Regions from separate parts of the Homo sapiens genome. Here all the other regions are linked to region 4. Evidence: chromatin contacts called from ENCODE Hi-C data. All regions are on one chromosome and are shown on one strand. Each heading gives the region's core, a stretch centred on a gene start or an enhancer-like site at or near the end of the contact. The rest is flanking DNA. Distances are from core to core; before and after follow the strand shown. Region 1 holds the start of ZNF568 (zinc finger protein 568). Region 2 holds the start of ZNF569 (zinc finger protein 569). Region 3 holds the start of ZNF571 (zinc finger protein 571). Region 4 holds the start of ZNF224 (zinc finger protein 224). Region 5 holds the start of ZNF345 (zinc finger protein 345).

Region 1 (2,700 bases), core at 5-2,504, 7.2 Mb after region 4:
CACAGATCTGAAACATAAAGACACAAGGGGGTTAGAAAATGAAATTCTTAAGAAATACAATAAAACTTGAAAAGCAATATTATCAGACAAAAGAGAACCCGGACTAAAAGGCATTCACCAGGATAAAGAGGTATGTTTCTTAAGGTGGTAGACTGGAATTTTAGTCCAATTCCTCACACCCTCTAATAGATTATTATTCATACTCTTTGCGAGGTAACTTTGCTCTCCAACTGTGGGCATAATTGATTTTAGGCTTAGCCATGTGACTTGCTCTGGTTGAGGCAATCTCTCTTGCGCTCTGGTGACCCATCAGGAGCAGAGCATGCCCTGGCAACAAATGTCCTTTTGGCCTGAGACCCTGAAAGAACACATGCGGCGCAGATCTTAACTCGTCACGCAGCCTATCCACTCAGCCAAGCCCCACCTAGATCAGCTGAACACAGTCAATGCGCAAGCCTGTGAACAGGAGAGTAAGGACTTGCTGTTGTATGGCATTGAGTTCAGGGGTGGTTTTTAGACATAATTATTATCATGGCAATAGCTAACTAACATACATAAAAGCAGCAAGTCATAAGATAATAATGAACCTGAAAAGTTCGCCAAGGAATAGTGGAAAATTACAAAGGGCCAAGGGCTACTAGGGTAAAAAAGACAGCAAAGAAGACTACAGAGGAGTGGCCAACAAGGAGGGAGGATCAGTAGAAAACAAATAAGTGTTTTTCAAGCCGTTACCAACTGTGCCAAATGCTACAGAAAAGCCAGCTCAAGACAAGAACTACTAGACATATTACAATCACGCACACTTCGCCACGTTCACACTCGCTACAGCCTTAATCATAATCACACACATATCACACATTTCATCATAATCCCGCGCAACCAAATATCACAATCACCCCATCAGATTATTCGTGCCGTCACACTCACACACACAACCACACACCCACACTAACTCCCATCACAGTTTTTTGTCCCATCAACTGCAACCACTCACCATTAGCGTACCCTGAGCACTCCCCACTGCCGCTACTCGGGACACTCTGGGCCTTAGAGGATCCGTGTCCCGTCAACCGCGAGTCCCTTGCTCGCCCCCTGCTGCGGGGACTCGGCAGCGTCACCTGCCGGAAACACCCGAATGTTCATCCCGCGCGCAGTTTCTGAGATGCTGGGTGAAGGCGACCCGCAGATAGGTCTGTGACAGACGCCTAAAGCGCCGAACCATCCCTCCGCGCCAGCGACGTTTCCGAGGACAACACCTCCCAGCAGGCCCCGCGGCCCCACTCAACTTCCGGCCAGAACACATCTGCTTTCCTGTGTGAGGGTGAGGCTTGGGCCGGGTTCCCCGGGAGGCTCATCTCCATTGCGCAGCGCTACGGCGACCCGCAACTCCGAGGCTCGGCTGGATGTTGAGAGTTGAGGGAGCAGCCGTTTCGGGTGGGCCCAGGCGAGGAGCTGACAGGAATCGGCGTGGGTCCCGCTCTGGACTACATTTCCCAGAGGGCCTGGTGGCCTGCCACTTTTCTCGCAGGAATTCGAACGTTTCGTCACTCCTGGCGGGACCCTTAGATCTGGGAGGTGAGATATTTTGGTCCCCAGGAGAACTGGCTCAGGTCTGCAAGTTCCCATCCGGGATGACTGGAAAGGGCTTAGGTGAGGATACCGAAGACCGATGGGGAGCTGGCGCCTTGGGCCCCTGCGGGCGGAGCGGCCTGAAAGGTGGAGGTTGTGTTTGGGAGGCCGAGGCAGGAGGATCACGAGGTCAAGAGATCGAGACCATCCTGGCCAACATGGTGAAACCCCATCTCTACTAAAAATACAAAAATTAGCTAGGCATGGTGGCGCGCGCCTGTAATCCCAGCTACTCGCAGGCTGAGGCAGGAGAATCACTTGAACCCGGGAGGCGGAGGTTGCAGTGAGCCGAGATCGCACCACTGCACTCCAGCCTGGCGACAGGGCAAGACTCTGTCCCCACCCCACCCCACCCCCCCAAAAAAAGAGGGGAGGTTGTGAAATTGTCTGGGAGATAATAACACTGCGGCTTATGTGCGGATATGGGATACCTGTCACTGTGGGGGTTGTGGCTGTGTGTTCCCGTGGTGATGTGTGATTGTGACTCTGCGACAGTGTGGGGTGCCTACGATTGTGCAGCTGTAATTGTGTGTTTCCTATGGTGTGTATGTGATTGTAACTGTGTTGCCGTGTGTGGCTCCTTGTGGGCAGGTGAGACGTGCATGTCGCCTTAAGTGTGACTGTCCCTAAATGTATGTGGCATTCTGTGTATGAGTATGGGGTCCTGTCAACTATGCGATTGTGACTCCAGAACTCTGTCTCTAGGAAACCTCTCTGAGGTCTGGTCAGATTCCAACCCTGGACAGCAGTGAACACAACCTTTCCCCTGAGCCACTGGAATTGGACAGAATGCCCCATTCTCCTCTGATCTCCATTCCTCATGTGTGGTGGGTAATGGGGCTGGGGAAGAACTCTTACTTGACTAATCTGGGTACCAAGAAAAACCTGGTGTCTCACAGTTACTCTTCCCTCTCCCAATTTTACCTTTCTCCAGGTGTCACCCAGAAGAGGAGGAAAGAATGCATGATGAACTTCTACAAGCAGTATCCAAGGTGTGTTGGGGTTTCCTCTTTTTCTTCTGAAAATTCTTGCTTAAAGGAATGTCATTTAATTATAGGTCCCTATAATTTT
Region 2 (2,739 bases), core at 42-2,541, 6.6 Mb after region 4:
GGAGTTCGAGACCAGCCTGACCAACATGGTGAAACCCCGTCTCTACTAAAAATACAAAAAAATTAGCCGGGCGTGGTGGCACGCGCCTTAAGTCCCAGCTACTCAGGAGGCTGAGGCAGAAAAATTGCCTGAACCTGGGAGGCGAAAGGAGGCGGAGGTTGCAGTGAGCCGAGATCGCGCCACTGCACTCCAGCCTGAGCGACAGAGCAAGACTCCGTCTTAAAAAACAAACAAACAAAAACCTCGTGACCTCAAATGATCCGTGCGCTTTGCCCACCCAAAGTGCTGGGATCACAGGCGTGAGCCACCGCGTCCGGCCTATTATCTCTTTATTAAAGGTATTAAGACCGGCCCCGTGCGGCTCATGCCTGTAATCCTAGCACTTTTTGAGGCCCAGGCGGGAGGATCGCTTGAGCTCAGGAGTTCGAGAGCAGCCTGGGCAACATAGCGAGACCTTATCTCTACTAACAAACAAACAAAAATCAGCCGGGCGGAGTGTCCCTTGATTGTGGTCCCAGTTACTCGGAAGGCCGAGGCAGAGAATCGCTTGAGCCCGGGAGTTCGAGGCTGCAGTGAGCCAACATCGCGCCGCTGCACTCTCCAGCCTGGGCAACAAAGTGAGGCTCTGCCTCAAAAAAAACAAAACAAACAAAAAAAAAAAAACACGAAAGGCATAGAGAAGTTAAGTACCTAGTCTGAGATGACACAGCTAGTAAGGCCAAGTCTGTTTAGAAGTCAGGCGGTCTGGCCACACTACTTTTCGCTCACGATCCCGGGTCATGAAATCCAATAACACTGTCACACTCACAATCGAGAAGTCCAGAAAGAACAAATACATGCACATTGTCTCTGACAAAACTGCAAGGTCAGAATCAAACAGCCACGAGAATATAAAACGCGACCATGGTCACACAAAAGGTCGCATATTCGCACGACCTCAGATGTCACTGGACAGGGTCTCTCGCCCTGGAAACCCCACTCCAAATTCCATGGCCGAAGTTTCACACATACAGTCACACTACGTCACTCCTCCCTCTTCTAGCCGCTGTCAGGACCTTAAGGCTCCAGCTGACCCGGCCTTCACTGGCCCTGGAGCTCTCACCACCTTCACCCCGCTGTATTCTAGCCTCAGGTAGAGACCCAAAAAGACGGAACTAAACACACTGAGCCGGGCTTCCTTCACGGACCTTGCGAACCTGCAGCTCCAGCCGACTGTAAGAAGGAAGTGCCTTTTTGCAGGTGGGGTCGGGGAAGTAGGGCCGCGAAGGCCTCTGGGAAATGTAGTTCGGCGCAGGAAGCAGCGGAACGATTCGATTCTTCTCAGCACCAAGTTGCGCTCCCAATCTCTCAGAGCTGGGCTCGCGGGAGGCCGCTCGTGCAAAACCTAGGCTGAGCTCCCCTGCGCGGAGCTGTGAGCCCTGGAACACCGTGGTCTGCTTCTCAGGACGCGCAAACAGTGAAGCCAGTCCCGCCCGGGTGAGCCGCGGGGGCCTCTGGGAAGCGTCGCCCCTGGTGTAACGGACCGAGACTTGTGGCGCTCTCAGCCACCGACAGCGCCGGCCTCAGTGCCGCCTCTGTCCCAGCCCGCGCCGGCTCTGCCACTTTGGCAGCGTTAAGTGTGGAATCGGGGCCTGTGTCCGCGGGCTTGGTGGTGAGTCCTCGGGAAACCGCTAGCTCTGAGCGCCGGACTCTTTGTGCTGGGTGGGAGTGGGGGCCCGCGGTCCTGGTGCCCCAATCTTTGGAGGAGGACGCCGGGCGGGGCGATGCCTGTGCTTGTGGTTCCCTGAGGCAGTGGGAGTGGCGTGTGAAGGACTGTGAGAGTCTGGCGTGAAGTGACTGTCATTTGCCAGACATTCGTCTGGCTGAGTGTGGCCCCGGGATCGTGTCCGTAAGCGGATTTCGTGGAGGCGCTTTCCCTTTTATCTTTCAGTATGAACCTGCGTGCAAACGTGCATGACAGTGGGATCTTGAATGAATGAAAAACTGTGGATACAAGGTAGGGTGTGCTTGTGGGTGTAGATGTGTGAGACTTGGCGTTTGTGCCAGCGCTGCATGTCTTTAGCTTTGGTCATTGGAAATACGTTGTTTTTTTGTTTTTGTTTTTGAGATGGAGTTTCGCTCTCGTTGCCCAGGCTGCTGGAGGGCAATGGCGCGATCTTGGCTCACCGCAACCTCCGCCTCCTGGGAAGAAGCAATTCTCCTCCCTCAGCCTCCCGAGTAGCTGGGATTACAGGCGCACCACCACGCCTGGCTAATTTTGTATTTTTAGTAGAGACGGGGTTTCTCCATGTGGGTCAGGCTGGTCTCGAACAACTGACCGCAGGTGATCCACCCGCCTCGTTCTCCCAAAGTGCTGAGATTACAGTCGTAAGCCACCGCGCCCGGCCGGAAATATGTTTTTATATGAAACATCGATATCCCCAACACTTTAATATTTATTTATTTTTAATTTTATTTTCGTGTATTAGCTACGTTGTTTTGTGTACTTACTAAACTCATTCTCCTCCTTCCCTACTCCACCCCATTTGGGGAGTGGAGTGGGGTGGAGAAAAATACAGAAAAGCTCGAAGAACAAAAATCATTCATAGTTCTACAGGCCATGCAACTACTGTCAAAATTTACTTTCCATCTTTTCACCCCCGCCTTTGTGTATACATACGTATACATTCATATGTTCTATATGTGTGCATAATGGCTTCAAAATTGCAGTAACACTATACATACAGCTCTGTAACCAAC
Region 3 (2,700 bases), core at 132-2,631, 6.5 Mb after region 4:
GATCCTCGAGGTGATGGAAATGATCTATCTTGACTATCAATGTCAACATCCTGGTTGTCATATTATACTACAGTCCTGCAAGATGTTGTCATTGGAGAAGACTAAGTTGAAGATAACACACAATGTCTCTATTATTTCTTACAACCTCATATGAATCTACAATCATCTCAAATTTAAAAAAAAATTTAAGGAAGTTTTAAGAATTTCATTTTCAAATATTTGCTAGATGAATTAAGTTTTTACCCCCTTCAAATCTTGAAGGCAAATTAATGCTCCAGGTTGTACTGTTCAATAGGAAGACTATTAGCCATATATAGCTGTTTACATTTAGATTTATTAAAATTGAACACAATTTAAAAAATTCGTTCCTCAGTCAAACCAGCCACATTTCAATTTCTCAATAGCCATATGTAGCTAGTGGCTACTATATTGGAGAGCACAGATATAAAAAATGGAACTCAGTTTTGCAGAAATTCCTATTAAAAAGCATTGTTCCAAAGCGTTACACGACTGACACCCTCACTTTACAGGTGAGAAAACTGAAGCCAGGAGATATCACTATAATACAGCGCTGCACACAATCGTGCTCATTCTCACCATATTATGCTCACACACTTCTTTCCCCACATTCACTGCCACAGGCGAACTCTCAATGAATCATTCACTACATTTATATAATTTCATGGGAATCTATTTTAAATTCATGACCATGCAAAGAAAAATCAATTTCTTACAGGTTATAAGATACTCAGTCGCAGGCTGAATCTGATTAAACAGACATCAGTCACCCTCAAAGCTATAATCAAACCATTCCCAAGACCCTTCCGCACACAATACTAAATGCGCCACTAATAGCCTCAAGCATAATCTGACGCACATCACACAGGCATGGCCACTACCCACTCTGCACCCACAGAGGACACTCGGACACGCGCGCGCACAGACCCACACACACACGCACACACACACACATGGCCGCAAAGAATGCGTCACACTTCCGAACCCCGTTGAGCAGCAACCCGGTATCGTGGCCACTGCGTCACGGCCAGAGCTGTCAGAGAGAAATCCAGACCTTACCTGACAGCCTTTTGCAGCTCTTCTAGCCCGGGATGACATTCCCCTGAAGGCACCACGGCAAGACTCAACCTCTTTGTGTGAGATTCTCTGGAATTTCTGGGGCGTTACTTGAGTATAATGAAATAGGGTAGGCTCGGACCATAGTAGGGTAAGTCCCACAGTTCGAGCAAGGGAGCCTCAGGGATCGTTCTGTTCTGGAGCGCCGGACCCGATCTTAGCTGCTGGGCCTGCGCAGACACGATCCGGCCGGTTTCCAGTTGTAGACTACATTTCCCGAAGGCCCCCGCGTCGCTGCGCAACGTCGTACACTTACGCTGTTATGTCTTGACGCACGGAGCTTGTCTGCGCCGGCCAGGTGAGTGGGCGGCCTCACCGGGAACCGCTCGCAGCTTTTGGGTTGCTTCATCGAAAAAGTAGTTCTTGTATGGTGCTGGGAATACCGGTGTCCTGGCTGGGGCTCGGTGCTGACAGGAACGGGACGGTGCTCTGGCTAATTACTTATGGAAGTCGGCCTTGCGCTTGCGGAGGGGTGTCGGCACCGTCACTTTGGTTCTGGCAGTGGCGGGGGTGTGGTGCTGCTAGTTGTGTTCCTCCGCACCGAATTTATGAGTGTGCCCCTGGAGCCCCTGCCGCGGACAAAATCGGCACCATAACTTTGGGATAGGGAGGCTAGAAGGAGGCGGGTGTTACTAGTAGTGTTCCTCCGCCCTGGACGTGTGCGTGTGCGCTTGTGCGGCCGCGGGGTGGGCTCACCTGCCGCCTGTTAATGCTCCTAGCGCTTGGCCCCTCCCGGGCCGCAGTACTCCTCGTGTGACACGGACATCATTAAGCCAGCTGAGAATCGTGCGGTTACAGCTGCTGCAGTTTCTTTGCAGAGTAAGAGGCTCTTTTTGAAGTTTCCCTGATGGTGAGGCTTTACCCCTGGAAGTGTCTTAGGAAGAAGACCACTGTTAAAGATGTCCTATTCTAGCTTGACAGCCCTGTGGGGAAGACTAATCCCTTTCTAGAGGTTGGTGTTATCCTAAATTGTTTCGTCTGCTCCGAGAGCTCTGATGTTCTATGATGCTTATTTCTTTTCTCGGTTCTGCGTTTTCCAAGAGAGGCACCCAGAGGAAAAGAATATCGCACTTCTGAAAGTCTTGTGTGAAGTTCCTGTTTTCTTTCTAACCTCAAATTTCTTCCTTTCCGAAACGTTTTCTACCTCCAGCAACATCTTCCTAAGGAAGAACCAGCCATGCTAGTGACTGGTCCTTAGGCACCCCATAAATGATGCTGCGGGGATGGGATCATCAGTTTAGCTCTACTCCCCAGCCACACTACACCTCTCCTTTCCACCCAATGATACAGCAGTCCTTTCTGGTCTAAGATTTTTTTGTTTGTTTGTTTGCTTTTTGAGACGGATTCTCGCTGTGTCGCCCTGGCTGGAGTGCGGTGGTGCGGTCTCGGCTCACTGCAAGCTCCGCCTTCCGGGTTCACGCCATTCTCCTGCCTAAGCCTCCCGAGTAGCTGGGACTACAGGCGCCCGCCACCATGCCCGGCTAATTTTTTGTGTTTTTAGTAGAGACGAGGTTTCACCGTGTTAGCCAGGATGGTCTCGATCTCCTGACCTCGTGATCCACCCGC
Region 4 (2,700 bases), core at 13-2,512:
AAGAAAAATAGAATGCTGTACAATGACATGGTTCTATAAGAATACAAAATATTTGTAATGATTGAAACAAAATAGTTGACAACATTTTTAGAAACTCAGAAAATTTCAAGCCCCTAAGTCTTGCTTTCCCCACCTAAGTCCAACTAGTTCCTCTGCCTCAGTGACAACGTATCCCAAGAGAAGATCAAATCAGGCTCTGACCCAGACTGCTTAGGTTCCAACCCCAGCTCCACCTCTCACTAGTCGGGTGCCTATGCGCTCTGTGTCTCACTTTCGTTTTTAAAATAGAAAAAAGCAATACTTCTCCACAGAGCCACGGTGTGGCGTAAATTTATTTGTATAAAGCCCTTAGAATGAAGTTACTAATTAAGACTTAATTATTATCGACCCCCATGCCCGAGGACACAACCTATACACTCTCGGTTGGGGTGAGCATCTCGGTCAAAGAGCCAAGGACCACTCACGTAGAGCTTTGCCCTCAGAAGCCAAGAAGTCCCTCCCTGCAGCTCTTCTGGAAAGGTCGGGTTGGGGAACGAGAAAGCTGTGAAACACCTTGACCGCGTCGCCGTCCCCCATAAAAGTTAAATGCTCCTTTCCCTTCATGAAAGTGGACGCAACCCTCGCTCTCCTAAAAAGAGGTCAGAAGGCTTCCGGGATCATCCAGCGTCCTGCAGGGATCAGGGAGAAGGGCCGAGGCCCCTGCAGCTGGAGCTCTGACCCCACCCGGTCCTTCGTGGGAAATTAACAAGAGACCACCAGTCACCAAGTGACAGGGACTGCTTTAAGGCTCTCATTTGTGTTACCTCTTCCAGTTCCCAAAACGATTCCATTAGGATGGCCCTAAAGTCCCCATTTTAAAGAACAGTAACGGGAAACCCAAGGAGATTAACACCCCAACGTTATATCGAGAAGAAGTGGCCACGCGCGTGGGGTGCAGGGGGCGGAGTGGGCGAGCTCAGAGCCCCGGAAACCCTGAAACCAGGTGAGACGCGACCCAACCAAGTACCAATGCCCCCGGGAAGCGAGGACAGACCCAAGCCCAAGAAGGTGCCACGGACGAGAACGCAAACAGCGGCCCTTGCCCCTCCAAACCTCTACTCTCCGACGAGGCCCCTTTTCCCCTAATTCGATCACCAGTTCTTTGAGGATCCAATGCGTAGGTCCAGGAAATTCAGAAGGGCCTGCAACGCGCGGAACTGCCCCAAACTATCGCGGAAAAACTGCAGCAACCTCAGTCCCCGAGCGGAAGTGTCCGCGACTCCACCGAATGTTTGGACTCCACTTCCCAGAATTCCCCGGGACCCGCCAGCCGGAGCCAAACTGACCGCGACTCCACTGAGCGTCTGGACTACACTTCCCAGAATTCCCTGGGACCCAACTGCCGGAGCTAAACCGACCGCGATTCCACTGAGGGTCTGGACTGTACTCCTGCAGCATTACACTCAAAGGGAAGTGTTGACGACTACTGGGAAGCCCTTGACCACTCTTCCCACGGGGAACGAATCTCGTACCCCCGAGCGCCTGTTGGGAAATGTGGACTTCTACCCTGAGAGTCGTCCTTCCCTCTCCCTGGGTGCCTAAGAGAAAATACCGTATAGAAAGGAATTCCTGAAGTCTAAACCCCTCTAGTGAGGACAGGAGTGTTACTGGAAAGGGAACAAGCGAGATGATACACTCTTCAAATAAGTTTTGCCAGTGGTAAGAAATGGCATGTAGTTTTAATTTATAACTCTTGTAAAGATGGCATATTCTTGCATATTTTCAGGTGTCATTATTACATTTTTTGTAAATTGTCCAGATGTTTTGCCCACTTTCTTATTGAGTTTTTGGTTTTATCCCTCACTTTTCAAGCACTGTTCTTATATTCATGATATTAACATTTTATCTCGCAAATATTTTCTCAACAAAAACGTTTTTTTTTATTGTTTTATCTATGCAAAACATTTTAATGTATTTTATTATTTAAAACATCTCTATTGAGGTGTAATGCACAAAACGTGAAATTCACCATTTTAGGATATATGTAGTACAAATAAAAAGTTAGGAAACATTTTCATCACCCCAAAAACCCCATACCCACTAAGCAGTCACTGTCTAACACTAATCTCTGTCCTATTGAATTACCTATTGTGGACATTTCATATAAATGGAATTATACATTATGGAACCTTTTGTTTCTGACACCTTTCACTTAGCATCCTGCTTCTTTTTTTTTTTTTTGAGACGGAATCTCAAAAAAAGTGCCAGGCTGGAGTGCAGTGGCACGATCTTAGCTCACTGCAACCTCCGCCTCCCGGGTTCAAGCGATTCTCCTGTCTCAGCCTCCCGAGTAGCTGGGACTACAGGCGCGTGCCACCACGCCTGGCTAATTTTTCTGTATTTTTAGTAGAGACGGGGTTTCACCGTGTTAGCCAGGATGGTCTCGATCTCTTGACCTCGTGATCCTCCCGCCTCGGCCTCCCAAAGTGCTGGGATTACAGGCGTGAGCCACCGCGCCCTGCCAGCATACTGCTTTTAAAGTTCATCCACATCACAGCATGTACCAGTACTTCATAATATTTTATGTTTCTACTACGATTTGTTTTTTTTGTTTGCTTTGTCTTGTTTTGTTTTGAGGTGGGGTTTCCCTCTTGATGCCCAGGCTGGAGTGCAATGGCACGATCTCAGCTCACTGCAACCCCCGCCTCCTGGGTTAAAACG
Region 5 (2,700 bases), core at 80-2,579, 7.2 Mb after region 4:
CATCAAGAGTAGAAGGATAAGGCCGGGCACAGCAGCTCACGCCTGTAATTCTGTCTCAAAAAAAAAAAAAAAAAAAGAAAGAAAGAAAAAAAAAAGAAAAAGAAAAATTAAAACCATCTGACAAATCAGTAAGGGAAAATCAGGTGTGGGAGGTGGGGTTTGAAGACACCACATTTTCTCAAAATGGAAACTCCAGGGATCAGGTCATCTCATAGGCAAGAATTTTCAAGAGAAGGAAAGCAACTATGTCCTGACAAAGAAAAAGGGATTTTTCTTAAACAAGAGGACAGGACAAGCTACCTTGCAGGTGCCTTGTGGATGTTCAACAGCCATTCTTTACTCCTGTTCGGAGGCCTCTATCCAAGCAGGGCAGGGCTGAGGAAGGAGAAAGCAGTCAGGAAACATCAGGTTCTTCTGAGAGGGAGTTGGTTTGACTATGTCAGAAGTTATCTTTGCTCAGCCCCTACTGCCCATCACCTACAGAGGAAGGTCAGAGAAGTCTAGGGCATCCTGCTTAATCCGGGCATCACAGACAACGGTAGGGTCAATGCCGTTCTGGGCAGAACCTGTCCCTGAGCTCACAGGGGTCTCCAATGGCTGAAGTCACAAAGACAAAGACTCCCCATACCTACATTGGCTATACGGACACATAGTCACACAAACTCACTCACACCGCAGGGACATAAACGTCACAGGCACCCCAAACCTAAACACAACACACAATCACACACTCATACACACCACGGGGGTAGACACGGACACAACCACAGAGTCCGTGGGCATCTCTCAAATTCCCAGTGACATACACCTTGGGGTCACAATGACAACAAATTCACACGCACCCTCCATCAACAATATCACCAACGCGCGCGCACACACACACACGGAAGCAGCCACAAACCTCAAAATTAAGGCATACTACACACAGTTCGGCAAATGGTAGTAAACACACACACACACACCCCAAGGGGACATACAGTCACAACCGCGGTCCAGGAACCTCACACTCGCAAACACAGTGCCCAACCCGGTCACAATTAAACTCTACTCACACCCGCACAAACATAAACAAAAAGTCCTCCTCCCCGCCCTCACAGTTCCATACACGGTCGCACAGACACACGCCCCCAGTCACAACCGTACACACTCCTCACAATCGCTCCTTAGCCTGTTCCCCACGCAGCCCACACAGGTCGGGAGTTCCTGTCGCGCCAGGCTCCGAGCCGCCTCACTTACGCCTGTTCGGATAGGGTCAGCTCCGTTCTACTAGAATCCACACAAGTCGACCCTAGCTATCTCACAAAGCCCCAAGGCCGCTTGCCCAAATCCGCGGGAAGATCCCGCCCACTCCTCAAGAGACAATCTAGTTATCGCGGGAGAGTGCCCTGGGCCTAGAGGCTTCTGGGAAGTGTAGTCCAGAAAGCGACAGGTTGCCGAAAGCTACAGCCCAGCCATCCCGATTCCCCTGGCGCGGACTCTGGCACCAACAAAACTATCTCTTTGAGGTGAGCTGCCCATCGGAGCCTTCCGGGAGTCTCACCTGACAAGGAGTCCCTAGACCAAGCTTTAGTCAGGCTCCTCTGAGCCCTTTTTGCTTGGCCAGGCCTCCTCCATAGCCTGCGAACAGCACTTCAGCAAGAATCCAGCTAAGCCAGTTTAGTAACAATCCCCCCACTCTTGATACTTAACTTCCTCTTAGTAATTTAGCATCCTTTAACTCCTTCACCCAGCCCGTTAGCTATAAATCTCCAGCTGCTGTTGTATTGGAAGTTGACTATTGCAATAGTCTTTAACCAAGTCCTTCTTGCCTGTTTAAGTCCTCTGGGGCAAGCTTTCTTTCACCCCGCCCAGCCTCAGAGGGCGGCTCCCGGGCTTCCGCCCCTCCTCGGGAGACATACTGGACCGCAGGGTCTCCTGGGAAACGTAGTCCAAGCCTCGCCGGGGATAGATGGGCCCAACTAAAGTGTGCTGCGTTCTCTGGGTCCTGAGGCGGCAGTCTGGCCGCAGTGACCAGACTAACTGTGCCCCGGAGGCTGCTTGGAATTCCACTTAACGCTGGAAGCACGCAGACGCTCTTGAGGCGGGCAGCTGCGTAGCGTGTGGAGGAGCCGGGAGAGCGCACCCCAATGTGGCACCTGAGCGTCTGGGACCGAACCAGCATGGGGAGTCGGAAGGGGACAAATCCGCGATCCCAGTCATGCATGTGAGACTGGGCAAAGGAAGGCTCGAGTGTGTGTGAGACCGCGGTGGGCCTGCTTGTGCTGGTGGGATGAGGGGTGTCTGGGTAGTTGAGTGAAAGAAACCGCGTGCGGGTCAGATTGGTGTGTGTGTGAGAGAAGTGAGGTCAAGATGTGTGCAGCTTTGGGCGTGGGGAGGTCATATTGAGTGTGTGGAGGTGGGGGGGGCAAGATCGTGTATGGATCTGTGTATGAGTGTGTGTAATCACCTGAATGTGGGTCACTGCGTGGGTAGCTGATACTATGACTGTGGAGGAATCTGAACCTCCAAGTCTCATTTTCTCTTTAAATTGTGATAACAAGGTTGTATCTTCCTGGTGCAGCAGTTTTAAAGGGGGGAAGCTCCATTACTGATATAATAAAATAGCATTTTTTATGTAAACATTTAACATTCAGACATTTCTTCTGAACTAGAGTACAAAATCAGTTATGAGTACTCCAAGTAGTTTAAAAAAGAAACCCG

The links. A loop is a pair of places that touch in the nucleus more often than their neighbours do. Pooled maps may share reads with other maps.
Region 1: a pooled map shows a loop between it and region 4 (9-fold over the local background). The contact joins the promoter of ZNF568 here to the promoter of ZNF224 in region 4. A Hi-C loop is called at or near these places in 5 of 50 pooled maps.
Region 2: a pooled map shows a loop between it and region 4 (14-fold over the local background). The contact joins the promoter of ZNF569 here to the promoter of ZNF224 in region 4. A Hi-C loop is called at or near these places in 12 of 50 pooled maps.
Region 3: a loop to region 4 is called in a pooled map, with 17 times the contacts of the local background. The contact joins the promoter of ZNF571 here to the promoter of ZNF224 in region 4. A Hi-C loop is called at or near these places in 4 of 50 pooled maps.
Region 5: a pooled map shows a loop between it and region 4 (14-fold over the local background). The contact joins the promoter of ZNF345 here to the promoter of ZNF224 in region 4. A Hi-C loop is called at or near these places in 6 of 50 pooled maps.

Annotation. Positions count from the first base shown.
Region 1 is chr19:36,914,886-36,917,585 of GRCh38, reverse strand. It overlaps ZNF568 (zinc finger protein 568), which reads right to left and starts at 1,254. Exons shown (of 7, transcript NM_198539.4): 1 at 995-1,254; 2 at 1-7. It overlaps ZNF829 (zinc finger protein 829), which reads left to right and starts at 1,295. Exons shown (of 6, transcript NM_001037232.4): 1 at 1,295-1,575; 2 at 2,335-2,456; 3 at 2,564-2,621. The coding sequence starts at 2,419. RefSeq lists enhancers at 1,170-1,549, 1,610-1,659.
Region 2 is chr19:37,465,996-37,468,734 of GRCh38, reverse strand. It overlaps ZNF569 (zinc finger protein 569), which reads left to right and starts at 1,291. Exons shown (of 6, transcript NM_152484.3): 1 at 1,291-1,651. It also overlaps a transcript of ZNF570 not described here. RefSeq lists an enhancer at 1,421-1,470.
Region 3 is chr19:37,593,473-37,596,172 of GRCh38, reverse strand. It overlaps ZNF571 (zinc finger protein 571), which reads left to right and starts at 1,381. Exons shown (of 4, transcript NM_016536.5): 1 at 1,381-1,432. It overlaps ZNF540 (zinc finger protein 540), which reads right to left and starts at 1,297. Exons shown (of 5, transcript NM_001172225.3): 1 at 1,078-1,297. RefSeq lists enhancers at 820-869, 1,100-1,219, 1,260-1,459, 1,056-1,738, 1,690-1,739 and 2 more.
Region 4 is chr19:44,092,923-44,095,622 of GRCh38, reverse strand. It overlaps ZNF224 (zinc finger protein 224), which reads right to left and starts at 1,262. Exons shown (of 6, transcript NM_001321645.3): 1 at 1,093-1,262. RefSeq lists an enhancer at 1,343-1,452.
Region 5 is chr19:36,849,505-36,852,204 of GRCh38, reverse strand. It overlaps ZNF345 (zinc finger protein 345), which reads right to left and starts at 1,329. Exons shown (of 3, transcript NM_001242472.2): 1 at 1,237-1,329; 2 at 301-375. It also overlaps a transcript of ZNF790 not described here. RefSeq lists an enhancer at 1,567-1,806.